Regions from separate parts of the Mus musculus genome. Here region 1 is linked to region 2. The links are chromatin loops, found by intact Hi-C in ENCODE. Cell type or tissue: left cerebral cortex. All regions are shown on one strand. Each heading gives the region's core, and the rest is flanking DNA. Links, peaks and the distances in the headings are about the cores only.

Region 1 (15,671 bases), core at 4,403-12,402, 470 kb after region 2:
GGAACATACATAAAGACCAGCATGTGAATGACCAAGATGGTTCTTTTCAGTTGGTATATGGTTGGTACATCCATTTCCTTGCTATGAGCTTTGACTGAGCATCAATCATGTAACAGGATATAAATTTGCTAAAATCTTTTTTTTCAAAACAATAGACTTTAAAATACATTGTGTAATACGTGGCATCTTTCCACAGTTACCAGTGGCTGGTGTTTGCTAATCTTTGAATTGAAAAAGAGCAAGAAATAGATACAGACACAAAGCATGCAGAACCATTCTTCCCTCTCTCCAAGATAAAACACTCATATATACACATATACATTCTCTCTCTCTCTCCTCCATATATATATATGTGTGTGTGTTCACACTCACATGTGCATATATATGCACACACAGAGTAATTCAATAAAATATTAATACATTTTAATCTAGACTCTTTTAAAATTCATCAAACGTAGATCCTATGGTGGCTGATAACAACGTATTTCTGAGACGAAGAATCAGAGCTTGCATGTAAGAGAATGTAATGTCACATTTAAAGTACTATTGGCTTTATATCTAAAATATATTAACCAAGATATTATCTTGATTATCATGGTCCTTAACATAGACTACCCTTTTATTGTAGTCTTTTTACAGCATAAAGAGTAATCTCTTGACCAATCAATTCACTTGTTCTTAGCCTAATGATTGTATAAAAACTTGTGAAAAATGACATCTGCTCACTTTAAGGATTAAGAAATCATGAACCATTGTTCTTTATATTATAGAGGAATTTATATCCCTCATCCTTCCAATATCTCAAGTAGATGTCTCAATTTGAGAAACTCAAGTGTCAAATCCATTGTATGTTTTTGCATTTTCTGAAAATTAATGTTCTGTGGCCACTCTCAAGTTACTTTCCAATTCTCTTCCGAATTATACTCATTAGTGTTGTTTTACAAATACAGAAGCAGCAGAGATTGCCTAGCTCATGTATAGAATCTGTAAGGCTGATGAATAATTAGCCATGGAACATACAGCTGTCTGTCCTTCATCTTATCTGAACAATTGGTGAGTCTCTAACCATTATATGCCACTTACTTTCAAACTCAGATACAAGACATAAATTTGTCTGTGTTACACCAAAATTACAGTCTGTCTGAAGCAGTTTATTATATTTTTCAGGGCTCTGGACCTGGGTGAGACACACAAAAGAGTCAGGAGTAGATATGTGTAGATGACAGGGCAGCATAATGATGCCTCTGGTGTTTTGGTGAAAACTCTACTTTGTCATTAATGACTGGCATTAGGAATTTCCTTTCTCTTCTTTTCTTTTCTTTTCTTTTCTTTTCTTTTCTTTTCTCTTCTCTTCTTTTGTTTTCTCTTCTCTCCTTTTTTTCTTTTCTCTTTATTTCTTGTCTTTTCTTTTTATGTAGGAAAAAGTCAGAGCTGTTGCTTCTCTTTGTGCTTAGTTTGGTCTTCTTTGGTTTATTGGTACAGTTTGTGTTTCTGGCATGTAAGGCTATGGAGTTTTCCATGTATAGTAGAAAAGGGTTTTTTTCTGCAGTTCTTTTTCTGACCACTTTAGAAACCGTGTAAGTAGTTATAGGTGTGGCAGTCATCCTGGGCATTGTACATAAAAGCAAGAAGAGGGTGGATGGGTTGTTCACAAATGAGAAAAAGGATCTTTGTTTTTTGTTTCAGTATTTTTTGAGGATTTTTTTTTTTTTTTGGTTTTTTCGAGACAAGGTTTCTCTGTATAGGCCTGGAAGGATTGTTTTTAATAAAAAGTTCTGTTGAGAGTGGAAGTTCCACGCTTTTTCTACTTAATACTTTCGACAGTAGATCAAGTTTGATTCTCAGACCGTGTGTGTGTGTGTGTGTGTGTGTGTGTGTGTGTGTGAGAGAGAGAGACAGAGACAGAGACAGAGAGAGAGACAGAGAGACAGAGACAGAGAGTAGTGAGCCTAGGCCTTTGTATGTTGATGTTTCCAGGATGCATCAAAGAAATACACTTGTTTGCCCCAATTGAAAGATAGAGGGATGGCTGTTCATGACTTTTCTGAAAGCTTTGTGATACAATTCTGGAGCCCATGTGTCTATGGTGAGATTTGAGAAACAGGTCCTGGTTTCTACACTGAGGGAGTGAAAAGTTTCATGTTGTCTTTTAGTTTAATCCTGCAGGAAATGTTTCCTGTGTCAAAGCCAGATGGGAGACATGGAGACTGGCCTCTTGGAACCTGAACTGGTGCCATAGGAGAGTGAGTGTGTGCCATTCTAGTATCTGCAGATTATGTGAAGTTAATTAATAAAATCGATACCCATTTCACTCTTAATAGCTTAGGAATAGGTGTGGAAGTTTCGTTATTTGCTTGTTTGTTTGAGACAGGGTTTCTCTGTGTAGCCCTAGCTGTCCTGGAACTCACTCTGTAGACTAGGTTGACCTGGAACTCAGAGATCTGCCTGACTCTGCCTGCCAGGGATTAAAGATGTGTGCCACCACTGCCTGGCTTCTGTTTGCATCTTTATAAACTGATTTTCGAAGTGATTTGAAATCACAAGTTCACCCAGGCCACAGAGAACTCAGAGGGTCAGCCTGGGTTGTGTTCTGGCTCCTGTGGATCCAATGAGAATGCCAGAGGCTTTCCTTTCTCTTAGACTGACACGTTCTATATCTCAGTTCTGTGCATCCTGCTCTGTATCCACACACAAAGATGCTTGTTTCCTCTTGTTATGACAAACAGAAATGACAGATCTTTTTTTTCAGTCCTGCAGTATTTGTTTTTCTAATGTTTCTTTCCCAGTACTACCTCTTGCTCTTGGCCCTTTTCTGCCAAGCCTCAGAGCCTGAGAGCCTCACACAGCAGTCTAAAGCTCTCCTTCCACGTGCCAGACCTACTCTGAGTTCTCCTCAGTTCTTCCAAGCAGACGAATTCTTCTTTCCTCTGCAATTCCTCTGGCCTTCTCTAAGAACTCCTCCACCATCTAATTAGAGATCTCTAAGTTACAGCTGTGTTTGTGTTCCAATTTATCTCATGCATACACGAAGTGCCTCCTCCCTCCTCAACCCCACCTCCCTCTCTTTCCTTCATCTTCCTCCCTCTCTTCTTCTTGCCTTTATATATATATATATACTACTTCTTGCCTTTATATATACTTTATATATATATATATACTACTATCCACAGCATTCAAGTCTGCTACACGGAATACCTATGTCTAATCTTGCTTAACGATGGTATGATCAAACTCTTTATTCAGGCCAGAAGTCTGGGAGTCTTGGCAGCTTTTGACAAGTTCACTGCTCAGCAGCCTATGGTTTCTTCTCCCCTACACCTGAAATCGTAAGGATTATAAGTTACTACCTTTGAAAGGCAGAAGTTTCCTTCATTCTCAAATGCTTTGACACAGCCTCTGCTCTCATTGTTGCAAAGCCTTCTAGTTGGTAATCTGTCTCTGGTTCAGGTCTTCTCAGTATCTATCCTCCTGGCATGGTCTTAGAGTTTGTTTATTTGTTTGTTTATTTATTTATTTGGTTTTTTAAAATCATTCATTTACTTGAACCTATATATTTTTTAACCCTCTTCACCAGCTCAAATTCTAAAGTTACACTGGGCGGTGTTGGCGCATGCCTTTAATCCTGGCACTTGGGAAGCAGAGGCAGGTGGATTTCTGAGTTCGAGGCCAGCTTGGTCTATAGAATGAGCTCCAGGAGAGCCGGGGCTACACAGAGAAGTCCTGGCTCAAAAAACAAAAATAAATAAATAAATAAATAAACAAACAAACAAACAAACCCAAAGTCACACAAAGTCTTTTGATCCATCATTTCCCTCTCAGCTTTTTTTCCTTTTTTTGTTCTTTTTTTTTTTTTTAGATATTTTCTTTATTTACATTTCAAATGTTATCACCTTTCCTAGTTTTCCTTTCCGAAAATCCCCTCCCCACCTCCCTGCTCCCCAACCCACCCACTCCCGCTTCCAGGCTCTGGCATTCCCCTATACTGGTGCATAGAACCTTCACAAGACCAAGGGCCTCTCCTCCCATTGATCACTGACTAGGCCATTCTTGGGTACATATGCAGCTAGAGACACTAGTCCCACCATGTGTTTTCTTTGATTGGTGGTTTAGTCCCAGGGAACTCTGGACTCACTGGTTAGTTCATATTGTTGTTCCTCCTATGGGGTTACAAACCCCTTCAGCTCCTTGGGTATTTCTCTAGCTCCTTCATTGAGAACACTGTGCTCTGACCAATGGATCACTGTGAGCATCCACTTCTATATTTGCCAGGCACTGGCAGAGCCTCTCAGGAGACAGTTATATCAGGCTTCTGTCAGAAAAATCTTGTTGGCATCTGCAATAGTGTCTGGGTTTGGTGGTTATTTATGGGATGGATCCCCAGGTGGGGCAGCTTCTGGATGGTCATTCCTTCAGCCTCTACTCCACACTTTGTCTCTGTAACTCCTTCCATGGGTATTCTGTTCCCCCTTCTAAGAAGGATCGAAGTATTCACACTTTGGTCTTCCTTATTCTTGAGTTTCATGTGTTTTGCAAATTGGGTATTCTGAGTTTCTGGGCTAATTCCACTCATTAGTGCGTGCATATCATGTGTGTTCTTTTGTGATTGGGTTACCTCACTCAGGATGATATCCTCCAGATCCATCCATTTGTCTAAGAATTCCATAAATTTGTTGTTTTTAATAGCTGCGTAGTACTCCATTGTGTAAATGTACCACATTTTCTGTATCCATTCCTCTGTTGAGGAAGATCTGGGTTCTTTCCAACTTCTGGCTGTGATAAATAAGACTACTATGAATATAGTGGAGCATGTGTCCTTATTACAATTTGGAACATTTTCTGGGTATATACCGAGGAGAGGTATTGCTGGATCTTCCTGTAGTACTATGTCAGTTTTCTGAGGAACTGCCAAACTGATTCTAGAATGGTTGTACCAGATTGCAATCCCACCAGCAATGGAGGAGTGTTCTTTTTTCTCCACATCCTTGCCAGCATTTGCTGTCACCTGAGTTTTTGATCTTAGCCATTCTGATTGGTGTGAGGTAGAATCTCATGGTTGCTTTGATTTGTACTTCCCTGATGATTAAAGATGTTGAACTTTTTTTTAGGTGCTATTCAGCCATTCGGTATTCCTCAGTTGAGAATTCTTTGTTTAGCTCTCTACCCCATTTTTAATAAGGTTATTTTGTTTTCTGGAGTCCAACTTCTTGAGTTCTTTGCATATATTGGATGTTAGCCCCCTATCGGATTTAGAAGTAGTAAAGATCTTTTCCCAATCTGTTGGTGGCCTTTTGTCTTATTGACAGTGTCCTTTGCCTTACAGAAGCTTTGCAATTTTATAAGGTCCCATTTGTGGATTCTTGATCTTACAGCACAAGCCATTGCTGTTCTGTTCAGGAAGTTTTCCCCTGTGCTCATATCTTTGAGGCTCTTCCCCACTTTCTCCTCTGTATGTTACAGTGTCTCTGGTTTTATGTGGAGTTCCTTGATCCACTTAGACTTGAACTTTGTACAAGGACATAAGAATGGATTAATTTCCATTCTCCTAAACCTGATTAAAAAAAAAAACTTCAGTGAAGTATCTGGAAATAATATTAACCCAAACAAATCAGTGGTCTTCCTCTACACAAAGGATAAACTGAGAAAGAAATTAGGGAAACAGCACCCTTCACAATAGTCACAAATAATATAAAATACCTTGGTGTGATTCTAACTGAGGAAGTCAAAGATTTGTATGATAAGAACTTCAAGTCTCTGAAGTCCAATCCTCATGCATTGGCAGGATTAATATAGTAAAAATGGCTATCTTGCTGAAAGCAATCTAGAGATTCAATGCAATCCTCATCAAAATTCCAACTCAACTCTTCACAGAGTTAGAAAGAGCAATTTGCAAATTCATCTGGAATAACAAAAAAAATCTAGGATAGCAAATCTATTCTCAACAATAAAAGAACCTCTGGTGGAATCACCATGCCTGACCTCAAGCTGTACTACAGAGCAAGTGTGATAAGAAACAGCATGGTACTGGTACAGTGGCAGACAGGTAGATCAATGGAATAGAATTGGAGACCCAGAAATGAACCCACACTTCTATGGTCACTTGATCTTTGACAAAGGAGCTAAAACCATCTGGTGGAAAAAAGACAGCATTTTCAACAAATGGTGCAGGTTCAACTAGCATGTAGAAGAGTTCGAATTGACCCTCTCATCTTTCTTACTGACTGGGAGGCATGATCCGAAGTTTTTGGGATGCCGTATCCTCCAGCATTCTTGCTGCAAGTGACCTCAGAGCTGGATTGAATTGCAAACCATCCCCTTATTAATAAATATCCATTTTACAAGTTATATGTATTTAAGGCTTGCAAATTAGCATTTGATTTACAAGGTACCGTGATTATTGCCACCATCTTATGAATTATCTACCCCACCTGACATGTCACGTGGTAACTTTCCAGGGCTGGCAGCCTCTGGAAGCTTGAACACAGGAAAGGAATGCATTTTCCCTCAGAACTGAACACTGCACACTTGAAACTACCAAAATGGTGAAAAAAAAGGTAGTCTCTGTCTTCTCAAGCCAGCTGGTGTACAGTATCCATTTGTGGCAGCCCTAGGCAACACGATTATTCTTTCCTGGCTCTTCAACTAATTAAGTCCAGCAGCCATCAAGGACCTCCTAGGTCCAGGCAAGGGACCAACTCTGGAGACCGTTCTCCTTGACCTCATTACTGTTTTGAAGCCACCAGCCAGTGTGCTCGAGGACAGTAGACCCAGGCTCTGTTCACAGTGCCTAACACACTGTTGTGGGAAAAGACAGTGGACGTCTGGGGGACCCTCCCCTCTCAGAAATGATACATTCAGATATCACTTACTATGTATGTTCTTTTAACTTTTGTGATGCGAAAATTTTGAGATGCAAGTTCATTATTTATGAATATTCATAGAAAACTTGAACATTTTCCAAACTTGGCCTTTCATTTCTTATCAGCTAACCAAATAATTGATGTGTGTTCTTTTTCTGTAAGAGAATGTTCTCAAGATGTGTGACAGAAGTATTAAATTCATGAATTTTGAGGTTAATTTTGTCTCTGATGATTCAAAGGAGAAGAGAGTTAGCAATAGAGCAAAAATAATTCTCGGCTCTTATCTTTTACTTCTAGACACCTATGAGAGAAGAATGAAGTAATGCTTAGCAACGATTGGTCCATTACAGAGAAGAATCAGGACGTCTGAGGAGCATTTAGAAGCTTCAGAGAAAATACCACTTGGAGTCTGCTTCTGTAGAGCAGCAAAGCAGAGATGCTAGGGATAAAACAGAAACGGAACTGTAGAAAGGACCAACTCCAGAGCGTATTTACCACAGGTGACTGGAGAAGGCACCCGAAGCAGAGAAGTTACTCAAGAGCCTCACTGGGCAGGTGTCATCCTGGAGACAAAAGGACAGGCAAAAGACCTCAAGGGTCCTTGCTAGCCTTGGCGAGCTGGACCTCACCAAGCACAAGCAAGCAAACACACACCTTTCCCTCCATCTTTGGGTGTTTGTTTCCTTATGCACCTGTCATTTTATAAAACAAGGCGAGAAAATACGAATGCTTTTCTGTCATAGTCTGTTATTACAGGAGCAACTTCTAACCAGAAAGAAAAGTACTTCTCAGGCCTTCAGTGAGCTGCCTTCTCATGAACTCAGTCAGAAACACAAAGTGTTATATGTTCCTGTTCTCACCATCATGGGCACTGTCTTTCTCTTTCCCTCCACCCTATTCGTATCCATTTTCCACCCTATTCGTATCCATTTTTGTAGACCTCTTACTGAAACTATGCAAACAAACAAAAACAAAAACAAACAAAAACAAACGTTGTGGGGGCGGGGGAGTGTGCAAAGTGCATAGAAGAGAAAAGGGGAAAAGGAAAAGAAAAAGAGAAGAAAAGGAGAAAAGAAAAGAAAAGAAAAGAAAAGAAAAGGGGCCACTCTCCTGAAAAAAATAAAAAAAGGTAAAGGTGAGATTTCTGTCTTCTGGAATTTTTGCCCCCAGTAGTCGTCTGCTTCATCCTGTAAGGTACACAGTGATGGCCAAGCTCTCCGTGTAAATATGTCACCAGAGAAAGGACTCTTGCACCCAAAGAAAGGAAGCCTAGCAGGCAATGCTCAAACCTTGCTTGTTAGAGGGACGGAGGCCTTTGGGGGCTGTCCCTTTGTCTCTTGCCTTCTAGCTGCTTGGGCATGAAGAAACTGGACAAAGGGCCTGCACTGTGGTAGGGTGTGAACTCTTCAGGCGGCTGCTTTGAGCTTTAATTACCCTCCTAGCTTTCTGTCCAGACCTAGTTGGGCCCTGGGGCAGATTGCAGGGTAACACTGCCATCTAGCGGCCATTCTTGCCTGGTGAGCAGGAGTCTGTGCCCTCAGGCTGGCTCCTTGGCTCACATATTCTCTCTCTCTCTCTCTCTCTCTCTCTCTCTCTCTCTCTCTCTCTCTCTCTCTCTCTCTCTCTCTCTCTCTCTCTCTCTCTCCCTCCCTCCCTCCCTCCCTCTCTCCCTCCCTCCCTCTCTCACTCCCCCTTCTCTCTCTTCTCTCTCTCTCTCTCTCTCTCTCTCTCTCTCTTCTGGCACCCCTCTCTCTTTTCTCTCTCTCTTTTAAAAAAGGATTTTATCCCATCAAGGAAAAAAAAGAGCTGGCTCTTGGAAAACAACCAACTCTGTTGGAACTCGGAGATAATAATCAGTTTCTCTGGGCTTGTGAAATTGGCTCATTAAGCGTGCTTTTTAACAGAAAATATTGGAAGCGATTAAGTCTGCTTTACTGAGTGGGCATGAAATGGCCAACCTTCGGCCACCCACAGCTCCTAGGTGCCTGGCGCCGTTTTATGCATGCGGCGTAATGTCTTTACTTGAAGTGGTGTTTATTCATCACCTGCTTATTTATCTCTTCGCGTTTGGCAGGCACATCGATCAATGTTAAACTGTCACACAAGGTTATTTTTCTTTTACATAACAGTATAGGCCTAAGGTAGTGGCATATTAAAAGTAATAACTTTCTAACTTGTAGCTCAAGATGACAGCCCCATTTTTACCAGAATATATTACAGCACGGAATTCCTCATTCCATTCCCCCACTCCCACCCTACACTTTGGTACGACTCCGCCTCGCCTCTCCAAGGTCAAAGGCTTCCTTCTGCCTAGCTGGCCTCCCACTTTGCATACCACTCAGTTCTCTCTTCACCTCCAGTTATCTGCAGCTTTTAGGCTGATAAGCCCACAGTGAACATTCTGTCCACCTGATGTACACATCTCCTGGTCCCTGTCATGATGACATCTGCCCCTTTGCATAAAGATGCGTCTCAGGGAGCAAAGGGAAGCGAGAGAGGAACGCTCCTTTGTGGTGAAGGTTGTACTGGGCTATTTCCATGTCTGAAGCCATCTCAGTAGAGGTGGGGGAGCCTGTGCAGCTTTATTTTGCTTTCCAGTCACTGGAGATGACAACAGCAGTGACAAACCCTTGGTGTTGGGGGAGACAAACATGTATAAGAAGCTAGCACGGCTTTGAAGCAACCAGCATTGGCCCAGAGCTTTTAAGTTGGGTTGTCTCCCCCTCTGTCCTTTGGCTCTAGGTTCTTTTGTGTTGCCTTCAAACTCCTCCCAGTTTGTGATGCCTCTTTTCTTGGCCACAGGCCAAGCAAGCTTTCTTTGTACACGCAGTTTTTCTTCTCCTTTCTCCCCCTCCCAACCGCCACCCTATTCTAGCCTGAAAATGCCTACAGATAGAATATCAGATCTTTTTAGTTTCGAATTTCAAAGTGGCCCTTAGAATTCCTTCCTGCCCTTGATCTCTCTCCTTTTGGGCTTCAGCTCCTACTTGGACGCTGTTGCTAATTCTGCCTCTTGGACAGTGGCTTTCTGCTACAATGCTTTGATAATCTTGGGTACACAAGAAATAAATGTTCGAATAGTGGACATGGGTGTTGCACAACTACTCCTGTGATTCAAAATACCACACCCACTCTGATAGTGTGCCTTTGTGTGGACCAGAATAGCTCCCCTAGGAAATATGAGAAGGGTTCCAAGCGTGATTAAGAGAATATGACTCAATAGTCTACCAAAGTACCTACAAAGGAGGTTTGCATACTTGGCATTGAATTTGGCCCATCTCTTGGGTGACTTCTGCATTCCTGTGAATAAAAGATGCTAGAATACTGCTCTACGGGATTTATTTTATTATGGGTAGTAGAACCCTAGGAAAAAGGCACGTTCACTAAAAAGTGTGTGTATGTAGGGGGTGGGAGCCCATTCTGTGTCCTTTTTCCTAAGATCAATATTTGCATTAAAGTGGTTTAAATGTATGTGGCTTGGAGGCTGTCCATTCTTTCAGGCTGACCTGCTGCATTGATCAGGGCTAGTGATAGAGGGAGAAAGAGCAAATCAGGAGAGGAAAAGAGTTGAAAGTCGTTGCTATGGGGCCTGTGGAGATATGCTCTATGCAATGTGTGTGTGCCATTTACCTGGCAGCCTCAGAGCCTCTGCTTCCGGAGGGAAGGGAGAGGACACCCTTACTGCCTCCCCAAGATGGCTGTTTTGTCTTTCAAAAACTAACTGAAGGACTTTAGATTACTTTTCAGACTGAAATTTCAACAGTCAATAGAGCTCAGACCACACCTTGGACTCAGTCATTCTTTGAATTTCCCAAATTAATACTTAAGAGGTGTAGCTGTATGTAGATGTATTTATTTATTAAATATTGTGTTATAACCTTGACATATTAACCTTGACAATAGCCTTGACTTATTAAATAATAATTCATACCAGACATTTCTACATGCTCTACTGTAGCCCTGATTCTTTAAAGTGCTGTTTCAGTGGTCAACTGGATCCCATAGTCATAGCTGTTATCCACAGATGAGTTCTGAAGACTTTTTGACGGGTCAAGACTATGGGTGGAACTAGGTCTCCAAATCCAGAGTTCAGGGCACAGCACCCAGTGCTTGACCTTCATGTTGAGAAGTGCTGAGTTTGGAACTGTTTTCCTCTATTGGGATACGTTATCTAAGGAAATAGGCTTAGCATTGGTCCATGAGTGAAGAGACCTGCTGACAGTATAATGATGCCAGTGACAGAGGCTTTGGATATGTGGGTGGTAAGATCAGAATACTCTGTTGGCTTTTTGCTGTGGCAAAGAAATGCCCCCATAGTCTTCTTATGAGAAGTACTGTTGAGGAAATTGTGTAAGAAATGGCATCCTCTTGGGTGGCCCATTTGGGGGTCAACCACAGTGGAGTACACGTATAGCTAGGCATACTCTAGGTACTCAAACAGTCATCCACATAATAGTCCAGAAATATGGTAGGTAATTATTGCTCAGGCCTATGCTGAATGAGCTGTTATACTTAGAAATGATTTTATAACCAAAGGTGAAAAAGATATCTGAAATAGTTGAATTGTCTGACAAAATGATCAGACACCCTGTGCTATAATGAGTCACACAGGCTGCAAGGGCAGGATTGAGAAAATGGTGAGTATTGGCAATGGAGATGTTTAGGGAAGTATTTGTAGAGATGGTCTTGTAGACAGAAAGAGAACATGCACAGAAAGACCAACATTCAGGGCAGAAGACTCTATGGAGCTTTGGAAACAAGTATCCCTCTAAAGTTAATGTTTGTGTATTATAGTGTTAGAGCATGCTGGGCTAGACCACAAAGACACTGAAGATCAACATGACGGACAGCTGAAACTTTGAACCAAGTGTCTTCTTTTATTATCTTGAGGAATCAAACAAATTTGTCTGCTGAAATTACAGCTTGGAACTGTGACCTACTCAGGGTCCCAAACATGCCCTTCACTCTAAGGCTTTCATTTTTCTCAAGAATGGGAAGAAAGTAAAAGCGACACTTGAAGCTTTTATTTATGATGCAAATTCACTGTAAGAGAATTACCCCAGGAAAGGAATACAAATATGAAAGCCGTTTCCCAAATCTGCAATACTTAATGTGTTGACAGATTTATTGGTTAACCGAAACTGATATAGGAAAATCTAGCCTATCTGGGAGATACCCACGTGAAATAGTTGTTCAAACTAGGAAATGGTTTTGTGGCGGGTATGTTTTAATAGAAGTACCTATGTACATTTTAATTTTTTTGATGGGAAAAATAAGCAACCTGCCTGCCAAACAACAAATGATATACCCAGCTCTGTCAAGAAACAAAACCTCTACTCATAGTTTTTCAGAAAATGCACCTTGACAACATTCCACCAAGACTTATACTGCTTATATCCTTATATGCACTTGGAGGTTAATTCACATGTCTCTACTACAACTCAGAGATGGGCAATAGTGATACATGCTCTACAACATATCTATTTCTACGGTGTAGCTACACCTGTACAGAGTCAGGTTTCAAGAAAGATGATGAGAACTCACAGCCTCAAGGTGAGTGCACATTGACAGAACACATTGACACAGGCTTTTACACCCTGTGCCCCCTGTTTGCACACATTTTCCTGTCTGTTAACAACCTTCTCTAATCAGTGTTGTTCACACAGTACCCCTTGGACAACCAGTATCCACATAATTGAAACATACTTGGTTTTGACAGCCTGCCTGCCTTACTTGGCGTTTGTCTTTGCCCTCCGAGGATCCCCGTGTCTACATTTTCCGAGTATGGAGTCTTCTGCTTCATTTCATGGTGTGCCTCTTGTTACCTAGGCAGGGTGCTATTAGACAGATATTTTCCTTCCACCACTTCTCTTCCTTCCATTTTAATGGTAATTTGCCGTTTGGAGATTTCTTTCCTTTAAAAATTAATTTCTGTATTTGAAGTAGTGTTCTTGGTAGGTCAGAGTACTTGAGATTTGATCATCAGATAAGTTATATGATATTTATATATCACTTGAAATAAAAATTCTCTTTAAGCATATGAAGATTGGTAAGTCTTAAGATAATCTTTCTTAGGGATCATTTAATTTCATTTGGCTTAAGATGCTATTTGTATTAAGTTAACAGGGTGCTAATTTAACATAGGTTTATAGTCATTTAAAGCCATTTTCATTCATTAAGAAAAAAATATCTGTCTAGATTAGATTATCATAAGGGTTTGAATAGCAATAGGGATTCCTCTGCGAGGCCCAAGGATTTTCCAGATGGGTGAACACTGTTTCTCTGCCCTACTGAGAAGTGTGCTGTAGAGTGTGGCCCTGATGATGGTGCCTAGCTCTGCCGTGGGCAGCAAAGAAAACGTCAAATAAAAACTTTTCTTTACTGCACTACTATATTGTGTTTATAATGTATTATGATTCATAGAACTTCTATACCCTAATTGATACTTTTCATAACATTTCATGCACGGCATATCTGTCAAAAACTTCACTCTCAAATTCCTAAAATGTTGGTTAATTTAGGTGAGATATTTGCAGCCTGAGCCCAGACATTAGGAGAGAGTGCATAAAGAAGACATGACTGTCCAACTGACTTCCCTAAACACGAACTGCAGAGTTTCTTTATAGAGTGCAGAGCATTTCCTGGCAGTTTTGAGCTCTCTCTATCTAGGGTGTCTTGTCATCCCAGTTACAAGGGCTGGAGCATGAAGTCCTTTCTGGGTTTTTCTTATGCACTTCTGGTTCTTGTTCTCTCAGTTCTGGCTTTCAGACACTTGGAAAGGAAAATTACCTTCTGGCTGCTTGGACTTGACTCACGCATGTTTGGCCTTCAATCACTGTACTCTCAGGTCTGCTAGGACCACAAAAAATGATGTTGGGTCAATACTAACTATGCAGAGTGGTTATTTCCATGCACCCAGCCCTTCCATGCCAACCAAAGCACCTGTGTTCCAGAAGGAAAGATGTCATATTATAGAACTCGTATTTGAAAATGTTTTCTGATAGAGGGTGTGGCTATGACTAACTGTACAATTTTAACTGTCTTACATTTACCAACAAAATTGATTAAGCAGAAAGAGTTTCAAATAATCTTTCTTGCTTTACATTTCTAAATAAGGCCTCTAAATCGTGTACCAGGAATGCCTGAATTGGTGGGATTCCATAAGCAATTCTTTCTGATATGGGCAGTGTCTAAGCACAAGAGATTCTTCATTTCTCTCTGAGCTCGGTAGATTTAAATTGCCTTAAGCTCTGCATGTGGATATGTTATAACTATTCTTTTCCAATGACAACACTCTAGGTTTTATGTAATATAAATCTATTTCTGAGATTCAACAAAATGTTACTAAGATATGATACTTTTAGCAGTCTTTCTGACTGTGGAAGACAGAACAGTACATTCTCTTAAAGAAACACAAGCTTCTGTGAGTGAATTTCTCACTTTCTGGGAGAGTCTATTCAAAGTTGGTGAGGAATTAAAAAGAAAAGTTAAGTTTAATCGCCCCCAGACATCACGAGAGACAAGCAACGGATAGAACGTGGCTGGGAGGTTTTCAACCTAGGTTCAGAACTTAACTTTCCTGCAAATCTCAAACTTATTCACTTAATTCCCATCTCTTTTATTCTTAAAGAGATTTTGAGAAAAAAAGTCATTAGAGATTATGTTAAAATTTTGCCGTAGTTTCTAGGGGAAAAATAATCATATAATACAACAGAATGACTGGGATTGAAGTGAAGTATTTTCATGACATCAAAAATGAGACTGGGTAAAATTTGAATACAGGGTTTATTTTTTATTTAGTGTATTTATAAAACTGGAGCTACCTCAGTATGGTTTAGATCAGTAGTTCTCCACCATCCTAATACTACTAATAATACTAATAATACTACTAATAATACTCTAATGCAGTTCTTAGCGTGGTGACCCCAACCATAAAATTATTTTCCTTACTACTCTGTATTTTTTGCTACTATTATATATCAAGATGTAAATATCTGTGTTTTCTCATGGTCTTAGGCAATCTCTGTGAAAGGCTCATTTAACTTCCAAAGGGGTCATGACCCACAGGTTGAGAACCACCAATGTAGAACTAATCCTGTTTGCCTCCCGTTTCTAAAACTTCTAAAATTTCATTTTAGTAGTGTTATGTTTACTCATATGGTACATTTTTATACATATGCCAGCTTTCACATTTCAGAGAGAGAATTGGTAACCTTCAGAGAGCATATGATGCACAAAGAAAAGCATTTATCAATTCAGTTCTTCACAAAAGTGTTAACCAGCTTGTATCAACAGCTGTTTATTATTGATCAAATGACCATACTGTCTGCACTTTTTAATGTTATAGGCTTTTGGAAATTCAGTGAAAAATTCAGAGTCACGTGGTGAAGAGAAAATATTCTTTAAGTTAGAACTAAAGTTCTCTGTGTGTATATCGCATCTTGCTACAGAAAGCATTCTCACTGTGGCTCCTGTGCTTCTTATCGTTTGCAAGAATAGAGTTGGTATACGTGATATCTGCAGTCCCTGTCATGGATCTTTTATTTGTCATTTACTGTTTCTTATTCCTGAATCCTACTTTAATTGCCTTCTTATTCTTCTGAAATATTGTGGAAGGACAGAATCACACATTCTGATATGTGCTTTATTGATTCATATCCTAAGATAATATGGTCGAAGTAGTTGCCTATGGGATTGGGTTTGGCATTAGGAGAAATTGTAGGATTTATAAACAGTCATTCTACATGTCTAAAAAAATGTAGCTTTGGTGCTACATCTACTCATGTAAAACAGTTATAGATCTTAGCCAAAGCC
Region 2 (15,671 bases), core at 2,896-10,895:
GGAAGTCCCTGCACAATTATGAAGTATAGCAACTAACAACTACTCAAAACTACAGTCGATCCATATGCTTCAGACATCTTTCAGGTTGAACATTTAAATATTCACTTAAAAACAAACATTCCTCGTTATAAATATGACTTCAAACGAAGAATACATTGCAAGTTTTACATACAGGTTTCATTTTACTGTTCTTTGAGGATACTTAGACATCAACATGGATTCATGTTTTTAGTCATGGCTGGCTTTAACAAGGGAAGAGTCCTCCCTTGAGTCCTCTACACCTCAGTATCCCAGTGCACCCTGCTATTCTTGATTTTCTAGGTCAGTAGGATGAGGAGTTTTCTATTTTCTCTCCAATGTAAAAGTGTGTCAGCAGAGCTCCATAGTAACTTCTCATCCAAGCTTTTATTTATTTTAGTGATGAGCTTTGACGCCAAGGCCTCACATGTGCTAAGCTAGAACACAGAGACTGAGCAATACCCACTCACTAGTTTTTACAGAGGAACACAATTATTAATTAAAAAGGGTATAGTGTTGCATTAAGATGTCTGTTCTCTGTAGTTCTGTGTCAAAAGGGTCGTGGTAAAATCATATTTTCCTTTGCTTACATTTATATATGACTTTACCCTTTAAAAACTTACTATTGGCCCAGATACGAGTACTCATTCTTTCTCCCTTGGGTGTTTATATTCCATAGCCAGAAAGTTGGGACAGCTCTGTGAGCTGAGGAGTAACTTCTGACACCTTACAGTCCCTCATGTCCTACCACCATTCAAAGAGGCACTGGGTCTCACTTTCTAGAGAAAAACTTCCAAAATGAATAGTCACATCCTTTCTTTCTGCTAAAACCAGGGTGATCTTTTTTTTTTAAGTGTGTATGTGTATATTTGTGCGTACACACAAGTACATTCACACAGGCATGTGAGAGTATAGGAGGTCAAAAGAAGTCTTTAGTTCCTGGCGTTATAAGTGATTGTGAACTTCTCAGTGTGGGTACTGGAAACTACATTCTGGTCCTCTGCAAGAGCAGTAAACCCTCTTACTAGCTGAGCCATGTCTCCAGCCTACCCAAAGGGACCATTCCATACCACCAAAGAATTATTTAGAAATGAAGAGCTAATGTAATAAGATGAGAGTTCTTGGCTTTGTTATGTGTTTTATAACAGTCTAGCAATTAGGTAACTTGCTTTCTCCTTTTGCTGTCTAACTTAGACATATCAAGCTCTGTTGTCTTACACCAAGTCCACCAGATTACTGGTAGCCAGCTCCCGTTTTAGAACATAATTTAACTGACATTTGCTGGTATCTCTCTGGAAGCTACCAAATCCGATTCCTAAAGAAATATTCAACAATACTCTCTGCCATTTTCTGGGACACTTTCTGCTGATCTTTTTGTCTTGTTATAGCTGGTAAGCTAAGCTTCATATAAACTACAAGTCTGTTTAATAAGATGATCCCAAATGGAGAACAGAGTTGAGTTTGTTGAAAACAAATGTCTGTCAGAAGACAAAGACAAACTCCCAGCCTAACATCAACTGAGCATAGCTGTACAAAAGACCTGGTGGTCACCAATATGGTATGAGTCAGGCTCAGGAGGCCAAAAGGGAGTGGATCACCTTCGTTGTGGATTTCGTATCATGAGCCTCAAGCTCCAAGCATTTTGATGAAGCACCGATATAAACATTACCCTTCCACAATCTAGGCTTATTCCATGAAGTACACTCTTTGATTGACTTGTGAATTTCCAGAGCTACTAAACACAATGCACAGAGTATCATGGAATGACTACACTCTTGAGTTTTCTCCTTTTTTGGATAGTAACACATTAAGCATCCTCACTGACTACCAGTTCAAGACATAGAAATCTCCTGAAGCTACCACACGAGTTGGAAAGTTGGACACCCATGTTGCAAACTTCTTGAGTGATGTATGTGTACACACACACACACACACACACACACACATATATATATATATGAATGCATGTTTTGCAAATCAGCTTATCTTCAAGATTGTGTCTGTTCTACGTTCTCCAAAGAAAATGTCCTATTAAACATTTTGTGCTCTAAACACTGAAATCTGTTTTATCATTACTAGCACAGAGAAAGTTCATGTGTGTGAAAATGAGGAATCTGGTGTGACCCAGCACTAGATTTTCCATTTGACTAAAATGCTCACATATATCTATATAATGACAGAAATATAATGGGACATAGACTGGATCACAAGAATCCACATTATACAATCAGGCATCCAAGACTTCTTTTCTAGATCTGAGCCAAAAGGACAAGTTAATGGAGGCATATAATTTTAAAAGGAAATGATATCTCTGATCCATCATGCTCTGTCTTGCTAAGGAAATATACTCTCTGACATGTTAAGAAGGCTAGTCAAAGGAGAATAATGTCAGTTTAAGCAAGTTCTTTAATGTGGTTACAGAATAAAGCAAACAACAAAACTTTTTCAGCTTGTCCCTTCTGCTATAAGAAAAATATCACAGAAAGAGGAAGCCTGGCACAAAGACACTCAAGGGGACTTAGGAAATGGATGTGGGAACAGGCCTGGGTTGATTTCTTTGGTCCATAGGTGAAGCTGGGCTGTGAATGCAGGGCTGAGATGACATTTCCACTGTTCTCCTCACACTTGTGCAGACTTCACTACAGAGCGGTGTACACACGCTCTCACACAAGTCAGCTAAAGGCTGAGATTAAGATTCACTCTGCTAAGCTGCCCTAGTAGAGGAGAAGTCAGATGGCCAAGTGAACTCACTCTTTTCTATATGACAAGTAGCTTCATGATCAAATCACTGCATGGGTCACAGATGTGTATAAAAATGACAGGACTGGGAACCAGGTCTGTTTACCATTCCTACCAATAATGATGCCAAAGAACTTAGAAAAAGTCCTTTGCAAACTTGAAGGAAAAAAAAAATGATTGTAACAGTGTATGCTACATGCCCAAATCAGGTGATTTTCTTATCTAAAAAGTTTTGTTTGCTGATCGGTATAATGTGACCCAGGTGTAAACAGCATTTAGGCATGTAATGATTAAGTTCTTCAAATATATTGACTCAAAATAGTCTTTTTAGAGGTTGATTTTTATCTCTGTTCAAAAATATCTTAATCCTAAAAATACCAGTTGCTATTGAATAACCTGTGAATGATTCTCAAAATATAAAAGTAAAACTCTAAAAAACAAAGAACCCATAAGAGCTGGGCAGTTCCTGGAGCACCACCGTTTTGGTTCTAAAGTCAAAGATGACTTAAACATCGTTTTTAGCAAACTCTCTGTGATCCCGAAGCTTTAAGTGTCTGGGAATGGGAGTGGGTAATGGTGAACACCCACAGAGCAGCTACCGTGAAGACTCATGGATCAAGAAAGGTTTTATGGTCCAACTTACTGCAACTGCTTCCAGAAGGAGCCCACTTAAGCACCGACTCTGGGAGTTCATCCAGCAGGCTAAACAGAAAACAGACAGCACATGGTGAGTGTCTTCAGCCCAGGCTCCCTGTTTCAGGTAGAACATAAAACTCTGATTCTGTGTTGATAGGACACAATTGTGCCCTTTTTGTACCCAACTGTAGTGGATAGGAGGATTAGCAAAGTGGGAGAGGGCATTCCTTAGTTCTTATTGGTCAGTTTTACAGTTGTAACTACCTAGAGGCCTTAACTCAAATTGTACACAATTGAGGACTGTAGAATGTTTGCTATGATGTTTCCTAAAGAAGAATAGAAAATACATAAAAAGCTAGGTGTAGTTGGGGAAATCTTTTATTCCTCTTATATTTAAAGGTGTGTGGGTCTCTGTGGATGCTATGGCAGGCAGCAAAAGTGATGAGAATGGAAACTTGGTTCAGACTGACTTTTTCAACCTGGATCAAAACTTCAAAGAGTCTGCCAGGGATATATTGTCAGCACATCTAAACATAGTAGAATTTGGGGAAAAGCTTTCTAGGCAATGATCATTTCAACTCTAGGTGCAGAGTAAATCTCAGGGTGGGACTACCTAGAAACTCTTTGAAAAGTATATGTGAATCTGAAGGTGGGGTGTATAGCTAAAAGGACTAGAATCTTGTATCTTCTCTGAGATAACATTGACATCAGTATGCCATAAAATTCATGTGACATCCCCTAAGGATTCTACCAACTGGGAACCAACAGATCAAGGTCTAGGGAGAGAGAGCCTGGGATAAATATTCTGCGGCCTTTGGGGGAGGTTTGCTTCCCCCAGGAAATGTCAGCAATGTAAGCAAATGTTAGCAGGTTTCTGGGTGGGAAAATAGACATTTGATTTCCTCCACAGAGGAGAGGCCACTCTGTCTCATCATTTCTGGTCTCCCTAGTGAACTGTGGGCACGAATGCCTTGGTGTCTCTGTGGAGTCATTTTCCTGATGTATCGATTACTGAAAAGGGGTGATTTTTAGTTCTCGGTGTGCATTTGCCCTGTCCAGGCAAGAGTTTATATAACCAAATGGTTAAATAAGTTAAGAAGAAATATCAATACAACAAACACCTGGTAAATGCTTTCCAGTTGGGGCTAAATATCACTTTCTTAATTTACTGTAGCAAAAATATATAAAGCCTCAACTAAAATTATAAATAAAGTGAATGATTCACAGAGAAACACAAGTGGAAAAGCACATGGTGATCTTAAGTGACTCATGACAGCAGAAACAGAGGGACACAGAGCTGTGGCCAAACCTGCCATCCTGCCTCACATTATACCTTCACAGGCGAAGAAAGGAGCACTTATTACATAGGAAATCGAAAGATTTTTAAATTTTGATACATAATATATTAGTATTTGGATTTGTATTGTTAATCAAATAAAGATGAAGACAATATATGTAAAGTCAAGATAATATTTCACTTATTAAAACCCTATTTTATGTAGTACCCTTTTACTATACATGAATACATGTGGACATATTATTCACTAGTTAATAAAATGTTATCCTCTATATACATGCTGATACAAGACTAAAACAAACCATTTATTAGTCTTATAAAAGAAAGCCTGCCAGGGATTGTTAGGTTAAAATCCTGGCCTTTAACTAAAGTACACTACGTAAATTAGCTAAGCTGAGCTCACAAAGTGTATACAAGAACTGCTTATAGGAGTGTTGATGTCCATGCATTCACTGTGCTGCAGTGTGGAGGGTGCCAGTTATAAGAGGACGGAAATGAACAGAACTCGTCAGAGTCTCAACTTGCACAAATGTGTCAGGGACTAGGGTGTTCAAGATTTCAAGCACAAGAACTGTACATGTCAGTTTGTAGAGATCTGTCATTTCTAGCCTTTAGTCCAAACCTTCTGTCTTGGGCACAGATCCTACAGTGAATCTAAGTGTGGTGGCTGCATCTCTAATCCAAGCACTTGCGAGGCTGAGAAGGGAATCATGAGGTTGAAGCCATCATGGGCTACAGAGTAAGACCCAGTCCAAAACAACATTTACATCTGAAGATTGACTTATCTGGCTGAGCTGCCCTTGGTGTCTATTTTTATTATATGTTTTCCTAAAACTCCAGTGCACAGCAATCTCTCCATAGATAACTATTTCAGTTTACCTTAGAATGTGAGGAAAAGCTGCCCACTCTGTACCTTGGACCAGCTGACCAGTGAGAGACTTGTAAAACGCACTTTGTTCTAAAACTGACCTCCTTGTGCTAACAGCATCAAGGTAATAAACTTTGAATGTAGTCTATATTTGTAAGATTTATGTGGCTGCAAGTATGTTTCATATAAACAGCTCATGTAAAAGTTTTCTTTGTTTCTACTTCAAAAAAGAAAAAAGATATGCTTTTGGAGACAGGAGTATGAGGTATGCTGTTCTCCCCTGAGAAACACAAGCCCCCTCTCCCACCTCACCCTGCTCCTCTGCACAGTAGATACCGATCACACCAAAACCAGACTGCTTCCATACCCAGGCCCACACTAATTTACAAACAGTCCATCTTGTACACACCACCATAGGATCTAAGTGCCAGAAAACAGCTTGTCTGGAAACTGATGTTTTATTTTACATCTGCACTGTAAAATTATCAAGTACAGATATTTTTATGTCTTCGTGATTCTGGTTTTTAAAAAGTATTTTTCAAGCTGACGACATTAGTTTATTTTCACTGGTGCCAAGGGGCCATTCTCTCTGTCTTTTCTAGTCCCTGCTGTCGGTCCTACTGCATAAAGGGGCAGGGGGTTGGAGAATACCTACTTGGTTTTAGCAGTCTGGACAGCCACAGGGTCGTCCAGCTTTGCTTCCCAAGGAAGCTTCCCGAAGAGCCAGTGCAGCATGCAGTAACCAAGGATTTCAACATCACTCCTCCTGGACGGGGCTGCAGAAAGGGGAGGATGAGAAAGCTCGTGAGAAATAGAGAAATCTTTGAGTGAGCTCCCATTGACGAAATATGCAAAGGCCAAATGGGTAGAGCGTCATGTTTACTCAGCTGGAGTAACATTAACTGTCTGGGTCTCTGGCCTCGGTCCACAGACAGGCAGCGACTGGCTGCTGAAGTAAGGGTCAGTTTCTTCACCTCCTCCAACTTCATCTTTCCTTAGTCTAGCCTGTCATATGAACTTGATCCCATGGCCTCTGACATGATCCAGACAACCCATAACCCGGCACCAACACTTTCTCAAAGAGCCAAGCAGTAAAACAAAGAAATAAATGTCTGCAGCTAAATTGCTAACACATGTTCAAGGAAGTCCATGGGGTTTGCCGCGGTCACGCAGAGACCCTCTGAGTGCAGACTAAACACTGAAGGTCTTTCCTATTCTGTCACACCAGTGGTTGCACTTGAAGCCAGAAGAATATGACAAAACTGCCATCTAGTGTGCAGTCTTTAAAACCAGGCCCAAGAAGATGCAGTTCTGTGGAAGAACCACAACCATGGGCACACAGCTCCCAAGTGCTTCCCATATCTTCAGATACGAGAAGCTCTGCACAAAACTACTAGTCTTAAATCTGAAAGCCAGAGGTGAGGCAAGCATGAGGGGAATGTGGTCCAGAGGTATGGTGGAGAAGGAAGTTCTGAAGTAAAATAGAGACTTATTGTAAGATGGCTTTTATTAAAACATAGTAAAAGAACATGATCAGATCCCAGTAAATATCATAATTAACAAACTCTTAAATACTGTGGACTAATTTCATCTCATTTTGACATATTTTTTTTTCTCAAGTACCTTATATCAAAAGGCAGTGAGAACTAAGACTTGTTAAATTCAACTGACGCTTGGTAATAAGTCATTGAATTAATGACTAACACGCCTATAAAATAAAGTCATTTTATCAGCATTCCAAGCTGTTATAAAAACAATAAGGTGGTATTTATATTTATTCTACTACTTGAATGTTCATCTGTGCAGGGATATATAATATCCTGAGCAATATGTGGCTGTTAAAGCTGTTGTAAACAGGTATTCCATTTCATTGTCCTTAATGAAGTAAACTCTAAAAAGTCACTGAGTGAACTAGGTCTTTAATTTATAGAAGCATCTACTAAGAACAATTGTGCCACCACATGTGTAGCTACTCTAGGTCACCATACATAGTTTTAAAGGTGCTATATGTTGTAGCTACTCTGATTGTTATAAAAGCACAGCATATGGTTACCCTTACACATTCTCATCTTAACTGCTATTTGAGTACTGAGTTATTAAAGGACCTTCAATCCAGTAGAAGGCCAGGCCCATGGGTGCTGTATGTTTTGTGGTTGGACTTCAATATTTCTTAATGCAGGATTTGGCTCTAGTATTAAAATAGAAACACAATCTCTACCATGCTGTTATGCAATGATTTCTTCTGTGAAAAAATCTCCCATTAATAGAATGGCTCCATTTGTACAGATGTGTGCACAAGTTCTTTTTCTATTACAGGAATTCCTAATCACAACCTTTACTGCTCAAAAAGGATATTCTGACACACGTTTGCGAGATACTGGCTACACACAAGAGGAGAGAAAAACAAACCAATGTGAATGAATGAATGTGGAATGAAACTTCCCAGGAACTCTAGCTACCTCCAGCTGAGGGACACAGCTGAAATCAATATTTCATAAACTGGTCTTCATGTAAAATAGGCCTTTGAGAGCCAAGTTCACTTCACTATTATAGTTCAGTCTTATCTAATTAAATATATTATCAAATTTTCAGTCTTTCACTATATATGCTCCGTTAATGAGTATGGTAAGCAAGCATTTTAAAAAAATTTTATTAGATATTTTCTTTATTTACATTTCAAATGTTATCTCCTTTCCTAGTTTCCTCTCCAAAAGTACCCTATACTCTCCCCCTACCCTGCTTCCCAACCCACCCACTCCTGCTTCCTGGCCCTGGCACTCCCTTCTACTGGGGCATATAATTTTTGTAAGACCAAGGGTCTCTCCTCACATTGATGACCAACTAGGCCATCCTCTGCTACATATGCAGCTAGAGACACAAGCTCTGAGGGGTACTGGTTAGTTCATATTGTTGTTCCTCCTATAGGGCTGCAGACCCCTTTAGCTCCTTGGGTCCTTTCTCTAGCTCCTTCATTGGGGGTAAGCAAATATTTTACCAGTGCTCTCCGTGCTACAGAAACCTTTATAATGTTACACGGAATGGTCATGTGTTCCTAGCCTAAGAAGCATGTCAAAGAGAGACAAAACCTCCTGACCTGTTCTAGGGAAATTAAATTCTTTCATGTCCACAATCTAGCTACTGCACAGAGAATAAGTATAATGCTTGTTAACTCAAAAAACATTAGTTGAGTATTAGAAATCTCTGGGAACAATAAGGTTGACTCAGCGGTAGAACACATGCCTTATAGGTACAAAGATTCTTAGTTTCGCACCCAGCACAGAATAACCATTTGAAAAATTTTAGAGATAGGCTTGGTGGTTAAGACTGCCTGTTACTCTAGCAGAGGACCCAGATTTGGTTCCCAGCATCTATATGGGGGCTCACAAACATCTGTTCCAGGAGGTATAACACCGACTTCTGGCATCTGCAGGCACCAGATACACACAATGCATATACATGCCTGTAGATAAAAAATGCATACAAATGAAATAAGCATAATTTATTTGAAATTGAAAATCTTTTAAATCTTAAAGCTACTTGTTTCATTGTAAACTTGCCCAACCCATTGAAAAGGCCAACTGAACCAAGAAATGAAAAACGTTCCAGAGTAGGAATCCACAAGCAAGGTTGGAATTTCCTCCCCAGCACTGCTCCATCCTTGCTCTGCAGCTCAATGATACAGTCTATTTGCCTTAATTCACTGTATTCACTTAGACAGAAAGTGTATTATGAATTGTTCTCTCTTGAAAACATATGTTTGCATAATTCAGTGAACTACATAAGGTTTTCAGTTGCATTTCATAACTAATGTTATCATTATTTGTAGGTCCTCATGTAGAGTCCCCAAAACTCAAACTTTTACTTTCTGTTTGGCAATTTTTCTATCAAGAGTTTTTTCTCTCAGCTTTCTTAAGTTAGTTTCCAAATACTATTTAGCATCTAATGTTATTGTGCATAGAACCACGAAGCAAGCAAATTATTCTTTTCACTGAGAGTATGTTGTTTGCAATTGCTCAACATTTCAAAATGATAAAATATTGCCAAGTATAACAATAATAAAAAAGGCACAGGTGGGGACTCAAGGTCTATTTCAGGGGGAAAAAACAGTTTCCAGAAATAGCTGACTCTAGAAATTATAATTAAATAAAACAACTATGTGATTTATGGAGAACAGCCACTGCACCACATGCTGGAGGACTGCATTATTACCTTTTAATCAGTTCAGCAGTGTCAGTATTGCTAATCACACTGGCAATAAGAAGACAGTGGTGCAAAAGGTTAAAGGAGGTACTTCCTATCAGAGAGCAAGCCTGACAGAGCAACCCTGGAGCCACTGCTTTCCGAATGAAGAAAGCACATGCTCTCTGTAATGATGGCCTCCATCCTCAGTTTTAGAACCATCCAATTGATATTATCTCACTACTTTTCAGTATGGCAGGAGCTACACGACAGAGACCTTCTGACTTAAAACACAAAAAGACACTGTGCAATAAAGAAATAAGTGGCCGATCCCATGTTTGCTGAATTACTGACAACATTCTCATCGCAACCATCCTTTCTGAAAAGCTCCATCGCCATCACTCCACTACGATAACAGAACCTCTATTAATAATATTGGTTTATAAAGTAATGGTCTATCTAACCTGGAATATAATCACCAGGAAGGTCACACTAGAAATCTAGTATGCACTCTAAAGTAGGGTAATTAACTGGGCCGAGACACTAAAGGTACAAAGAGAAGAATGGAAGTGTGTGAACTGCAAATGCACCTGGGCAGTGTAGACAAGCTTTCGACTTTCATTTCTCATAATGCTATGGAAGACAAAGAAGATAAAAAATTTAGTAGGAAATAAAGCAAACTTGCTTCTAGTCGACAAGATGTGCCTAACATATTACTATATTTAGTCTGAAATTATGAGAACATAGAAATTTTTGAACAAAAGGATAACCTGAAAGGGACAGTGGTTCTTGTTATGATTTGAGTGTCATGTGTCTGCCACAGATTTCTCTACTGGGGTTTGGTGGTAGACTGAGGAGCTACGGGGGCATGTGCCCCATAGAGTAGGGATGGGGGCATGATCCTGAGGGCTTTACCCCTTTGGCACATTAATAATATATGCTGGACGTGGGTAAGGGGTAGGGAGCCGGCTTTCCTGAAGGAAGTAGCCACTGAGTAGTCATTTGCTGAGTAGGCATCCACAGTTGCTCCTCCTTTCTCACCTCTTCTGCTCATCAGACACCATGCTGAGGTCCTGTGCTACAGGACACCACCAACAATGTGAAGCTTCACGATGCACCCAGCATCAAGGAAGCCGAAGATCATGCCTGGGACCTTTAAGACTGTAAACGAACACACGTCTTTCTTCTATAAATTAATTTTTCCATCATTTTGTCACAGCAAAGCAAAGTCTGACTGATGTCCTCCCACTTGTTACAATCCCAGAAGGGACGGGAGGGGAGTATAGTTCAAAGAGTCATGCTCCAAATAAATGAGAAACCTCGCAACTGGTTTTGCATTTTCTCTCTAGTACCTTTTACATTCTAAATCCTCATTTGTGTGTGTGTGTGTGTGTGTGTGTGTGTGTGTGTGTGTAATATAGAGCAATTAGGAAAAGTTATTCAATAAAGCAAGGAGACCTTACATTTAGGTACTAGGCACTGTATCTTCTTAACCAAACAGTTCAATTAAAAGCCAAGTAATATTACAACTTAAGGAGACATGTATACATGTCAAGTAGGTGTGTGAATGACATGTCTCAGTGAGCAATGTACTTGCCACTCGGTTTGAGGATTTGAGTTTGACCCCTGGTATCCACATGATAGAAGGAAAGAATCAAATCTGCCAAGCTGTTGTCTAATTTCTACACCTGGGCCACAGTACTCCATCCACCCAAAATAAATGTAATTAAATCTCAAATGTAAAAAAAAAAGGCAGATGTCACATAGAATTGATGACTTCATCATCTTTCCATGTTAATCAAAGACGAGATATTAACAGTATATTTTTGATTTGGGGGAAATAAAGGGCATTCTAATATTTAATGCTGTCACTTAATATCCTGTAATAGAAACATGAGTTTGGCCCTTTGAGTTAGTTGTAGAATCTAAGGTGTGGGTCCCGTGCCATCTCACCAGCTTATTACATGAAAAGATACTCTAAGTTCCCTTTACATATATTTTGTAAGTCAGAGTCCTGAAACAAAAAGAAACCATGCAAGAAGCAGCACAAGACTTGGATGCTGTGGCAAAAATATTTTTAAAGCATGCAACATATTTTTCTTTGACATTGGATATCTTATAAAACCAAACAGACATTTAAAATGCAATTTAGATATCATATTTTATGGTCATCAATGATGTCAAATTAGAACAGGTATTACATACTCAATGCCCAGGTCTGAAGTGTTTAAGAAAGCTTGCTCTGTTAAATGCAGTCTGTCTCTAGGGAAATTAGGTATTGACTGCATGCCTCAGTGAGTAGAAAAATCTACAAAAATCCATATTACACATTGATCCAAATATTGCTTCTTAACATCACTAAGAATGCAACAAATTCTAAAACAGTGTCTTTGACATACATATAATTCTCTTTAATTATCTTGCAACAAGAACAAAGTATGTCAGTGTTCGTACATGCTAGTTTTTATGGAGCGAAAAATTAATAATGAAGAACGAGCCTAATGTTCTTATCCTAGTTTTACATTGAATGAAGCAAGTCAGTGGCAGAAACCACCCTGAGGTCACAGAGTTTAGCAGAGCAAGTCCATGTTTAAAAGTCACAGCATTCATCAGCAATCCCGGGAATTATCTTCTTTCCATTCGTCCTTTTGTCCTTCCATCTCATCTTGGTATGCCTTTTTGCGTAGCTTTTGGGTTTTAGTGAGCTTCTTAGCACGCCTGACCTTTTTCTTTCCTTCCCTTTCACCTACACTCTCTCTATGTGAAGAAGAGTTAGAAAACATGGAGGGACAAGGACTAAACAGATCATTAGACACTATGTGCTCAGTGTCTAGATAACCACTAGGAGAGTCCAGGAGGTCAGTAGGCGGCCTGCTCAGGGTGCACACCCCTTCCTGACTACACACAGGTAGACTTGCTGTGTGGAAAACACTGGCAACTGCAGTTTCTGTTTCCCAGTCATAATTCGTCTCGATTCTTGTTGCTTTCTTTTGCAGTGCTTTCTCCCCTGGACTGAAGTAGGAAAGTATTTTTCTGATCTTAAACCACACAGTGGCTGTTAATAGTAAACATCTGAATATTTATAGATCTTATTTTTCCATTTTCATACAGGATTTGAACCCTTTTGTTCTGGTTTCTGAATACAGCAAATTATTAGTTCATTTCTAACAAAATTCTAAGGTGAAATGCCTTATTTTGCAAAATTTAATGGGAAATATTAGGAACAAATACTGTTACTTCATGTATCCAATCTTCTATTTTTATATACCAGAACCAATACACATACATTTAGCAAATACATGGATATACATCAACATATGTGTAGACATGTGGACATACAGATATGTATTTAAAAAATGTTAATATGCTAAATGCATGAAAAAAATTTACTGTTTCAAAGGAAAGCTGGACCATCTGTGATTAAATGAATACTCATTCAAGCATAAGACTTCCCTGCAACTATCAACATCATTCACCTGTCTCTTTCCTTTATATTTCTTTCAGGATTCCGCACCATCTCTATGATCATGCTGAGCCAAATCTTCTCCCCAAGCCCCAGAGTGGTGAAATTTATGTGTACCAAGCAATGCATAGCATGCCTGGGAAGAGGAAAGTTTGAGAAGAGAACAGAGATTGTTTTAGATATTTTATAAAGACAAAAAAGTACTGTGTAAAATTAACTAAAGGACACTCAGAAATACTGGGGTTTAGGCTTTGGTTAAAACAACACACAGCCATTCTACTCCTCTTCTTAAAAGTGAATGGTCCCTTCCACAGAATCAGCATTAGAACATTAGGATCAATGCTTGAGAATCTGTGTGATGAGTTTCCAGGCATAGCACTAGGTAAGAAGTCTGTCTGTATCTCTGAAGATTCTGTTTTATATCCTAAGTTAGTTTGGCAAAAGTTCTTCCACTCACCGAGCATGAGAGAACAAGGTTACAGTGCACCACTGCCTGGGCTGGAGATGAACTCATGGTTAAGGACATTTACTGCTCTTGCAGAGGACACAGGGTTGGTTCCCAGCATCCATACAGTGGTTAATAGCCATCCAGAACTCCAGCTCCTAGTGATCCCACGCCCTTTTATGACCTTTGGGGGCTCCAGGCATGCATGCACACAGTTACATGTAGGCCAAACTCATATACAGAAAATAAATAAATCTAAATAAACTGTTTAAAAAGTGCCACTATCAATCATCACTTTGTTTCCATATTTCCTAATTTAACCAAATCCAAGTAACATTTTACCTTTAAGTGTTAACTACATTATTAACAATATAACTGATAAAAGTTACACAATACTGATCTTTTCCTTACTTGAGAATTCTTTACAATGTTATGATTTCTTTTACTCTGTTCCAGAGTATAAAAGCTAACTTGTGATTCAGAAACTGTCTCCTGACAATCTTCCTAGAAGAAGGTGGCACACAGTCAACACACCAGCTCCACCTTCTTGATGGCCTTCCTTAAAAGTCTCTGGATTTTAATTGCTCTGCAAAATGATCAACACCCTCTGTATTACATGGTCAATGGTCCTTTTAATAGGAAAGGCAATAATGTACAGTTGTTTGCACCAACTAAAACTCATTAGAAAGTATTAGTTTAGGGTAAGAGTTCAACTACCATTACCAGTCTACATGTCTCATTCATGTTCAGTGAAGATGATTTCTTTCAGAGCTGCTTAAAAATGATCTGTTTAGTTTACCAAATCTGACAATACTTTTATAAACAAAGTTTGCAAAGAATATAATTTTGAAAGCCCAAGTTTTTTTAATAATCGCCATTTTTCACTAGCATAACATTAGAATTGACTTTTTGTCTTGCTGACAGAGCAACTAGGAAAGTACAGTTGCACTGAGTATATTGATTGTGAGCAAAGCAGCCATCAGTGGGACTCAGCACCATATATTTTCAATATTGACCTCCTACTTCCTTTTCCATGGCTTTCTGGGTTGGCTATTGGATTTAGACTGCAGAGTAATAAACAGCTAAGGTTTAATTAATGGTAAATGAATACAAGACATAGGTTATGACTTTAACTAATTAGGGAATTGTTGAATTAAGTCTGCCTTGGAATGCAAGGCAGTACAATCAATATCCAATAAAAGGGCTATGTATGTAATTTACCTGCAAATGTGTTTCCAATACCATCAAAGTGAGTTTAAATAAGTAAGATCTATGAAAGGCGACTAGGAGAGATTTCCCAAGTTAACACTTTGGGGGTTCAGAAGATACTGCCATTGTTGAGAGAGTATCTCTTTCAAGGCTCTGAGAAGTACACAAAACAAGATAATGCATGACCACCACTGCCTCTGATGCCCCCTCAGCATACTCTAGCAGCCTCACATATAGTCACATACCTGTGACTCCCCACACTAAGGAAAGTCAGACTTTGCTCCTTTCTCAAGAGTCACACACTCTTTCTAGTCACATGGTTTCTGATTTTTGTCAGATATTTACTGAGATAACAGGACTTCACCATTTTCTACAAAAATCTTCCCAGAGTGCTCACCCTTCAGCCTGAGCATGCAATGGTCATCTCAGGTAACAGCTTCAACACTCTCAATTTAAACATCCTCCTGAAATAAAAAAACATGAAACAGAAAAGAGAGTCCTACCCACTCCTTTGTGTGCATCCAAACTTGTAAACTCTATTGTCCCATTATGGCCCTTTCTGGGATCTTCCTGATACTGTTTGTGGTTCCCATTGGGACAATATCTGTAGGAAAGTCCATAGTCTGCAAGATAAACCTGGAAGAGATGGAGAAGCCAATAAATAATACTTTGCTTTCTGAAGATATGACCTTTATAATTAAGTCTTCAGAAACTTTTAAGTTGTAGGCCAGTGCAAAGCCCTCACCACCAAACCTAAAGATACCTGAGACCACCTGTAACTCACATGGCAGGAGAGAGTCACCTTCTGCAAGTTGTC

The links. Hi-C counts contacts between places; a loop is a spot of excess contacts. Peaks named below come from ENCODE experiments on the same cell type or tissue, not always from the same donor. Only the 100,000 strongest peaks of a DNase experiment are listed, where the experiment ranks them.
Region 1: it touches region 2 in a loop (2.5-fold over the local background); 3 of 42 quality-filtered maps call a loop at or near these places.

The regions. Positions count from the first base shown.
Region 1 is chr11:26,953,447-26,969,117 of GRCm38, forward strand. No RefSeq gene overlaps it. Among named protein-coding and RNA genes, the nearest start is that of Gm25387, 360 kb to the right of the region's middle. In left cerebral cortex, for the core only: a CTCF peak has its summit at 8,344 (motif pointing left); DNase peaks (open chromatin) are centred at 8,338, 8,854, 9,709 and 10,022; H3K27ac peaks cover 2,004 bases.
Region 2 is chr11:26,483,560-26,499,230 of GRCm38, forward strand. It overlaps Vrk2 (vaccinia related kinase 2), which reads right to left. Exons shown (of 13, transcript NM_027260.3): 8 at 15,358-15,490; 9 at 6,214-6,334; 10 at 3,401-3,459. Among named protein-coding and RNA genes, the nearest start is that of Vrk2, 100 kb to the right of the region's middle. RefSeq lists an enhancer at 5,529-8,174. In left cerebral cortex, for the core only: a CTCF peak has its summit at 6,844 (motif pointing left); DNase peaks (open chromatin) are centred at 3,489, 4,620 and 6,835.